Regions from separate parts of the Homo sapiens genome. Here regions 1 and 3 are each linked to region 2. The links are chromatin contacts, found by Hi-C or POLR2A ChIA-PET in ENCODE. All regions are on one chromosome and are shown on one strand. The core of a region is the stretch at or near the end of the contact, and the rest is flanking DNA. Distances in the headings are between cores, read along the strand shown.

Evidence for each region. Hi-C counts contacts between places; a loop is a spot of excess contacts on that map. ChIA-PET counts read pairs that join two places held with the same protein, here RNA polymerase II (POLR2A). Pooled maps may share reads with other maps.
Region 1: a loop to region 2 is called in a pooled map, with 5 times the contacts of the local background. The contact joins the promoter of RFNG here to the promoter of MRPL12 in region 2. A Hi-C loop is called at or near these places in 2 of 50 pooled maps. POLR2A ChIA-PET finds 5 or more read pairs at or near these places in 3 of 52 experiments (AG04450, Caco-2 and activated naive CD8-positive, alpha-beta T cell).
Region 3: a pooled map shows a loop between it and region 2 (4-fold over the local background). The contact joins the promoter of CCDC57 here to the promoter of MRPL12 in region 2. A Hi-C loop is called at or near these places in 4 of 50 pooled maps. POLR2A ChIA-PET finds 5 or more read pairs at or near these places in 2 of 52 experiments (AG04450 and HepG2).

Annotation. Positions count from the first base shown.
Region 1 is chr17:82,050,390-82,053,089 of GRCh38, reverse strand. It overlaps RFNG (RFNG O-fucosylpeptide 3-beta-N-acetylglucosaminyltransferase), which reads left to right and starts at 1,279. Exons shown (of 8, transcript NM_002917.2): 1 at 1,279-1,590; 2 at 1,748-1,796; 3 at 2,326-2,428; 4 at 2,535-2,688. The coding sequence starts at 1,324. It overlaps GPS1 (G protein pathway suppressor 1), which reads right to left and starts at 1,192. Exons shown (of 13, transcript NM_001321092.3): 1 at 1,126-1,192. The coding sequence starts at 1,158. RefSeq lists silencers at 885-1,014, 1,075-1,324, 1,595-1,744 and an enhancer at 965-1,634.
Region 2 is chr17:81,701,917-81,704,616 of GRCh38, reverse strand. It overlaps MRPL12 (mitochondrial ribosomal protein L12), which reads right to left and starts at 1,250. Exons shown (of 5, transcript NM_002949.4): 1 at 1,042-1,250; 2 at 187-373. The coding sequence starts at 1,115. HGS (hepatocyte growth factor-regulated tyrosine kinase substrate) reads right to left here. Exons shown (of 22, transcript NM_004712.5): 22 at 2,496-2,700. RefSeq lists a silencer at 883-1,262 and enhancers at 1,163-1,766, 1,753-1,822, 1,767-2,370.
Region 3 is chr17:82,211,490-82,214,279 of GRCh38, reverse strand. CCDC57 (coiled-coil domain containing 57) reads left to right here and starts at 1,438. Exons shown (of 19, transcript NM_001394669.1): 1 at 1,438-1,495. RefSeq lists an enhancer at 85-1,027 and a silencer at 978-1,897.

The DNA.
Region 1 (2,700 bases), core at 30-2,529, 350 kb before region 2:
GCCACCACATCAGGGAGGGGTCTCCTCACAAGACTCTAAGGCTCAGAAGCAGAAACCCCTCGCCTGATTCTAGCCGCTCATCTCTGAAAGCCAGAAAGCAGACAGGGGACAACCAACTACACAGGGGCCTCTGAGGGCCCCTACACGTTCCCAGCCACCATCCTGATGTAGTTTCCTCCAAGCCACGGAGAAGAACGGGACGCCACCTCAACCCCAGGAGGCAGGAGGACCAGCCCCCGGAATCTGTCCTGAGCAGCGGAGCAGCAATACTGGGCTGAGAGTCACGCCACGGAGTTGGGAGAAGGGGAAAAGAGTCATCTCAGGGAGCCTCATGGCCCCCAGCTGGGAGACACAGAGAAGCCAGGACCTCGGCTTAACACAAAGCAGGCTGGAAAAGCCGCCATGCCGGGCACTCGCCGGACCCGTGGGCCTCCCGCGCTCCTTCGGGAAAAGCACCAAGAGCTCGGCTCCCTCCGCAGGCCCCGGGCCCACCGGGGCTCCCTCCCCTCCTGCGCTTGGCACTGAGTCCCTGTCCTCGGCCAGCAGAGCAGCAGGGGCCCAGCCACAGCAGGGGCGGCCGGGGCCCTGCTCCCCCCTCCCTCGCTCGGGGGTCCCTGTCCTGGAAGGTACCTCGTAGAGCAGCGTACAGGCCGACAGGCTGGCGCTCAGGCTGAAGTCCCCGGCCGTGCCGGGCAGGACGAGGTCTGACCTACTGCTGTGAGGGGTGCAGTACAGATCTGTCACTGACGAGGAGGCCGAGCTGGGGGCCGAGCTATCCCTCATTCTGTCCTGACTTTCTGCACCCCCCGACCCTGACACAGAGCTGGCTGGCTGCTGAAGGGAGAAAGAGCGTTAGCGTCGGGGCGGCCGGGAACCTCTCCCGTGAGCTGCTGGGAGGGGAGGCGGGGCGGGCGCGGCCCGGCGGCCCCCGATCGCAGCGCGCAGCCACGGCGGAGACGCGCCCTCGGCCCTGCAGCCCCCGACGCGCGCTGCCCGCGGAGGCCCGGCACGGAGCGTGCCCGACCGACTCCTGGCGCAGGCCCCGCGCCCCTGCTCGACCTCAGCCCGGCCCCAGTGGCGGGGGGCGCGGGGGCGCGGAGGCCCGGGGCGGCCTCGGCTCGTTACCTGCAAGTTAAACACCTGAACCGGCAGCGGCATCTTGCACCCACCCCGCCGCGGCGTGCCGTCCACTTCCGGGGCAGCGAAGCCGTCGCTTCCGGGGCGCGGGGCGGGGCGGGGCCGCTGCGTTCTTAAAGGGGCCGCCGCCCACCCACGGCTCCGGCCAGGTTCTCCGCTCGCAGCGCCGGGGGTCCCGGCGGCCGCATGAGCCGCGCGCGTGGGGCGCTGTGCCGGGCCTGCCTCGCGCTGGCCGCGGCCCTGGCCGCGCTGCTGTTACTGCCGCTGCCGCTGCCCCGCGCGCCCGCCCCGGCCCGGACCCCCGCCCCGGCCCCGCGCGCGCCCCCGTCCCGGCCCGCTGCCCCCAGCCTGCGGCCTGACGACGTCTTCATCGCCGTCAAGACCACCCGGAAGAACCACGGGCCGCGCCTGCGGCTGCTGCTGCGCACCTGGATCTCCCGGGCCCGCCAGCAGGTGCGCCGGACCCCGACCCCGACGGCGAGCCCCACGCCCACCCGCCCCGCCTCCCAGGGTCTAGGCCCGGCCCAGGCCCCCGGAGGCTCCGCGCGGGGCGGGTCGGTCTCCGGCCTGGGCAGCGCCCCAGAAGCCTCATAGATTGTTTCTCCCCCAGACGTTTATCTTCACCGACGGGGACGACCCTGAGCTCGAGCTCCAGGGCGGTGAGTGTCCCCCACTCCCCGGCGCCCGCGGGATCTGCCCCCCGAGCCTTTCTCGCTCCGAAGCCACGGCCCCTTCGCTGCTGTGGGTGCCTTTCTCTGCCCAGGCTCCCGAGGCCCGGGGAGGCCCCGACGCTGCCCAGGTCACGCGGCCTGCGGAGGGCCCACCCTGCCAGCCAAGCTCTGCTCCCCACCAGCCTCTCACACTAGCCGCTTCCCGGGGCGTGGGGCTAGTGCCACGTCCCCTGAAGAAGCGCCAGCAGGGAATCCGCCCTTCCAGGCCAGGTCAGGGCGAGCTGCCTCCGTCCTGTTTCCACTCAAGAGATCCCAACCGATGGCCGCCTGCTTCAGCCTCGGTGGCACCAGCAGGGTCAGCGCGTGAGGGCTAGGGCTGTGGTTGGACCCAGGCAAGGTGTCCAGGCATGTCAGACAGCCACGTTGTGCCCTGGCCCTTGGGGGCAGGTGGGGCACAGGCCTTACCCCAACCCCAGTGCCATCCTCTACGTGCGTGCTTCCCGTCTCTGATTCGCAGGCGACCGTGTCATCAACACCAACTGCTCGGCGGTGCGCACTCGTCAGGCCCTCTGCTGCAAGATGTCCGTGGAGTATGACAAGTTCATTGAGTCCGGGCGCAAGTACGCGGCGCTGACCCGACCCGCAGAGAGCTCAGAGCCAAGCTGGGTGGGGGCCTCCTGTCCAGCCATGCCAGGCCCTCGTGCCCAGGACTCCCCTCGCCCACAGGTGGTTTTGCCACGTGGATGATGACAATTATGTGAACGCCAGGAGCCTCCTGCACCTGCTCTCCAGCTTCTCACCCAGCCAGGACGTCTACCTGGGGCGGCCCAGCCTGGACCACCCCATTGAGGCCACCGAGAGGGTCCAGGGTGGCAGAACTGTGAGTGTCGGA
Region 2 (2,700 bases), core at 1-2,500:
CAGTGTCCACAGCTGGCCCTCACACCAGCCGGAACCTACTGAGGAGGGGCAACTAGCCTGGCATGGACCTTGCACCTGGACAAACACACTTTTGACAATTTACCAAACTCCCAAAATACACCAGGAACAAAACACAGGGGCCCTGAAACTTCCAGCCCCTGGGTCTGTGCCACCCTCTCACGATACCTTCAGGAGCTCGTTGAGGTCTGAGATTTCCAAGAGAGTGAGGCTGGCGATGTCCTGGACCAGCTGCTGTATCTTGGGGGGGTACTCCTTGGGGGCGTTATCCAGGGGTGCACCAGCGAGGGCCTCACACCTCTGATGGCCGCTGCTCCTCATATGTCGCACGGCACAGACACATGGCACCTGTCGCCTAGCCCCCACCCCCAATTAAAACAGACTTGTCAGTCCTGGAATGGAAGGGGCTGCAGAAACCAGAGGGGCAGGACAACTGGGGGACTGGTGGGTGCCATAAGCTCAGGCTGGTAATCACTAGGGCCGGAAATTACCTAGCTCCTTGGTCCCAGTCCAGGGTTCTCAGACCTCAAGGGGTCCGTATTGATAAGATTTGCAAGTTACTTTAAATTCTTCAAAGAGCCTTAGAAAGCCACGTGTTTATTTGCAGCCATACCACTCAAACCTCAAGTTTCTGGTTTGAATGAACTACATCAACCCAGCGGTGGCGAAACTATTACTTAGGTGCATCTTCCTGCGCAAAGCCTCCCAAAACATGGGGGCCCCTGGCCGCAAAACGCCGCACCCACGGATGGGCCTTTGCTGCGGAAAAGGCTGAGGCCAAGGGAGGAGCAGGGAATCGTCCAAGGTCATCTGGGGCCGACCCCGGCGCTTTCCACGGCCCAGGAGGGAAGGGGCGTGCGCACCGGGAGGCCTCCTCCCCGCGCCCCCGATGGGACCCCCAAGCCCGGCCTGGCCGCTGCAGGGAGGCCGGCCCCGCCGCCCTCCTCGCCCGGATCGACCCCTCAGTGCCCGGCTGCCCCCTAACCCGCCTGCCGGCCCGGACCGCCCCAGGATCCCGCGTACCTGGCAAGGCGGAACGCAGCGGCCCGAAGCCCAAGGCAAGGCCCCCACAGGGGGCGAGCGGCCGCCGGCAGCATCGGTCCGCGGGCTGGAAGGTCACACGCGGTTCCCCGGGAGGAGGCGACGCTCTAGCCGCCTCGGCCGCCGGGCATTCGAGCTGGGGAGGAACGCTCTAGCCGCCACGGCTGCCGGGCATTCGAGCCGGAAATGACGCTCTAGCCGTACCTCGCGCTAGCCTCGTCTCACCCTGAGATTACCCACAAGGCGGCGCGCTGCGCAGACGCAAAAGCGTCGTCTGTGGCGGCAGCTAGACATCGGGCGACCCTCGTCCCGCCAGGTTTTGGGGTCGCGCAAACGAGCGACGGGGGCTGGGGCTCCGGATTCAGGTGTTCTTTCTTCAGCGCTCACGGGTTTCTGTCCGTACGCGATGCGAGCGAACGTCGCGGTCGAGGCTAGGGCCCCGAAGCCCGCAGTAATCCACGTCTCCCGCCCGCTCCGGGCCCCCAGTGCCGCCGTCGCGGGCGGAGGCGCGAGGTCTGGGCTTTGGCGCCTTCGCAGCCGCAGGCGACATCCTCTTTCCTAGCTAAAGCCCCAAACGCCCAGGTGGCTTCCTGGGAGAGCACGGCTGAGCCTCCGCCTTCAGATCAGAACAGGCAGAGCCTCCAAGGGCGGCTTGGGCCCAGTGCCTGCTTATCCTGCCCGTCTCTCCACACTTCTTCTTTCCCTGTCCGTTGGAGTCCATTCCTTCCTGGAAAAGCCAAAGCCGCGCTCCCCTAAGAGGCCTGGATGTGAAGGTGAGTGAGACGCCCTGGCCTCTGGGTGCAAAGGCCGGCGCCTGCCGCTTTCAACACTCAGGAGGCGCGTTTCAGCCCCGCTGGCCCCCGGCCGCAGACTCGGAGCGCTGAGCTCCCACCGTTCCCATCACCCGACTCCCTTCCCAGGAATGAGGAGCACCCGGGAAGCTTCAGCCACTACACGAAGGAGGCGCCAAGCCCAAACTCCTCCCCAGCTACCGGCGGGGTCAGTGCAGAGCCGCGGAGGGCACACATGAACCCTGGCACGCAGCCTCAGGGAGGGGCAGGCTGGAAATGACCCTGCCTGCAGCTGGGCCATCAGCCTGACCACCTGCCCCCTGAGCAAACGTTGATGCAGGTCGGGCGCGGTGGCTCATGCCTGTAATCCCAGCACTTTAGGAGCCCGAGGCAGGTGGATCACCTGAGGTTAGGCGTTCACGACCAGCCTGGCCAACATGGTGAAACACCGTCGCTACTAAAAATACAAAAACTAGCCAGGCATGGTAATGGGGTGCACCTGTAGTCCAGCTACTCGGGAGGCTGAGGCCCGAGAATCGCTTGAACCCAGGAGGCGGAGCTTGCAGTGAGCGGAGATCACCACTCCAGCCTGGGTGACAGAGTGAGACTCCATCTCAAAAAAATTAATTAAAGAAAAAACGCTGATGCTTTCTGAAATACATTTTATTATCGCTGTACCATTCTGGGGCACTGGAGATGGCAGCTGAGAAGCAGAGAAGCTGGAGACCTGAAGCCTCCACCCTTGGCTGTGGCTGCCGAGAGAGGCCCCTGCAGAGGGAGCCCCAGGCCACACCCAGACACCACAGCCAGCTCACAGTGCGGCCAGAGGGCACAGGCTGCTTGGGGGGTG
Region 3 (2,790 bases), core at 189-2,688, 510 kb before region 2:
GTCCTAGAGCTGATCCAGGGGCCAGTCAAATGTGCAGCCAAAGTCGGGTCAACCCCAGCACTGTCCTGTGGGTGGGGGTAGCAGGGAGCCAACAGTCCAGGCCCTACATCCTGTTCTAATAGAGTGACAAGTCTGATGAGGCTGGGGGTGCACAAGCACTGAGAAGGCAGCAGGACAGGGAGCCAAACACATGGGGTGGTGGGGGAAACCAGGGAGCTGGACACAGGGTGGGGGGGTCCTGGGAGTTGGACACATGGGCCAGGTTGGGGGTCCAGGGAGCTAGACACAGGGGGTGGGGAGGGGAGTCCAGGGGACTAGACACAGAGTGGGGGGTGGGTCCAGGGGGCTAGACACACAGTGTGGGGGGTGGGTCCAGGGAGCCGGACATACACATGGGGTGGGGAGGGGGCATCCAGGGAACCAAGTCTAGGCAGAGGCAACTGGCGCAAAGGACCTGAGGCAGAAGAGGGTTTGGTGTGTGAGGCGGGACTGAGGACTGTGGGCGAGGGAGACAGCTCTACCAGGACGCATGGTTCGGGGAGGACAGGCTGCAGGGTGCCTGGGCTGCAGGCACGGCACGGAGAGGAGTGATCCAGTGTTAACAATGTGGGTGGAGGATGACACCAGACCCCTGGCTTATTGCCCCACCAGGGGAATTCCCAGACACCAAACACCCCCTCCACTCCCACGCAGAATTGCGGGCTGAGGGTTCGGGTGAGCCAGGCTGCTCTGTCCCGGGGCCGGGCTCTGTTCATCCATCCGCAGATGGATACGGACACGTGCCTTTTTCTGAGGATGTGAATGGTTGGGAATGGCTGTGCCTGAGGATGTTGTTCCCACAGGATGGTGGGGGCGACTTCGGGCCTCGGTGGGTCCCGACCCCCCTCCTTCCCCCAGTTCCCTAATCAGGGTCTGAGCGACCGCGCGCACGGCCCCTGGGCCCCGCCGGTCTCCGAGCCCGTGGGCAGCGCCGGGAACTCGTGCCCCGGTGGCCGCAGCCGACCCTTAGGCAGGACTTCGTGGCGCCCCCGGCCCGAACAGACCCCCACGGGCAGCCTCGGCCGCCCCGTGCTCCCTTCATCTCAGGGCAAAAGCTCAAGTCAACCCTTCGGGACCGCGAGCCGGGCGGCCTCAGGAAGCGGGCGCCTGGGGACCCTCGGCCGGGCCGGGGGCGGCGAAGGTGGGGGCGCCTCGCGCGGCGGAACCCGCCGTCCCCATAGCCCGGAGCCCCGTCCGGAGTCGCCCCGCTGACCGGTGAGGAGGCCGGGCTCCCTCCTTCGATCTGCGGCGGTGGTCGGGTCGGCCGGGGCGCCCCTCGGACCCGGGCGCAGCGCGGAACCCGGCGGGGCGGGAGGGGCCGGAACCTAGCGCCAGGGACCCCGTTTCCTGTCGGCGGGACCCGAGCGCTGCACCGAGCGCAGCCGGACGCGGCCGACTGACCCGGTCGCTGTGGCAACGCGGCGGGACCTGGCCAGCGCTGCTGGCGGGCGTTAGGGTGAGGTGCGGGCGGGCGGCGTGGGAGGCGTGGGAGGCGTGGGGGGCGCCGCTCCGACCACTCTTCCTGTAGAAAACCCCAGCAGCTGCCGTCCTGTCGGACGCAGCGCTTTGGTGGGGACCTGGAGCGCGAGGTCGACCCTCAGAGCTCGGCCAGGCCCGGACCGGGGATCCCCTCGCGGAGGCTGCGGCGGGGCGGGGCGGGGGTTGCGGCCGCGTGGAGCGGGAGCGTTCCCTCGGTCTCCCGTGGGTGACCTGGGGCGGTGGGCGCTGCCGACCAGGGCCCCGCAGCCCCGGGAGAATTCCCCGGGTTCCGCCGCCGGCAAGGACGGCTCCGCGCCCAGGCAGCCTTACAGTGTCTGTGAGTTTAAAAAAAAAAAAAAAAAAAGAGAGGAAAAAAAAAGGCCGGAGGCGGTGGTTCGCGCCTGTAATCCAGCACTTTGGGAGGCAGAGGCGGGCAGATTGCTTGAGGCCCGGAGTTCGAGACCAGCCTGGCCAACATGGTGAAACCCCCTCTCTACTAAAAATACAAAAATTATTGGGCGTGGTGGTGCACGCCTGTAATCCCAGCTACTCCGGAGGCTGAAGCAGGAGAATCGCTTGAACCCGATGTTGTAACTGAGGGAGTTATAGAGAGAACGCCACACTCTGAGACTACTCAGGAGTCCTGTATTGCCAGCGACTGACAGACTGCTAGAGCTGCAAATTCCCTCGGCCCCGAAGAAGGGGCTAGATTTCTTTTGATACCTTGGTCTAAATAGAGGAGGGGAGGCTAGCTGAAGCGATTTTTTTACAGAAGCAGAATAGGCAAAAAGTTAAAAGATAAATGGTTACAGAAACAGTTACAGGAAAATAAACAGTTCCAGGTACAGGGGCTTAAATTATCACAAAGTGATAAACGCAGGGGCTTTGGGTACCATCAACCGAGCGCGTTCCCAGGAGCTGCTGGTACAGCTTGCTCCAGTTTCTTATCAGTATTTTATCAGTAAGCGCATTCCTGGATGTGCTTGGAGTCAGCTTGCCCCAGTTATGTCCTTAAGGGACGGGGACAAGGGGCTGCAAGCGAAGAAACCAAAATGGTGTCTGTCCGGCCCTCTCAGCTAAGAGAGAGTCAGTCAGGTTAAAACAAAGTAGGGTACCACACCGAGAGGCGCAGGTTGCGGAGAGCCAAGATCGCGCCATTGCACTCCAGTCTGGGAGACAAGAGCGAAACTCGGTCTCAAAAAAAAAAAAAATTATCTGTAACTTAGAAAAAGGATACAAAAGGAGCACAGATTTCCCGTGTGCCTTTTGCCC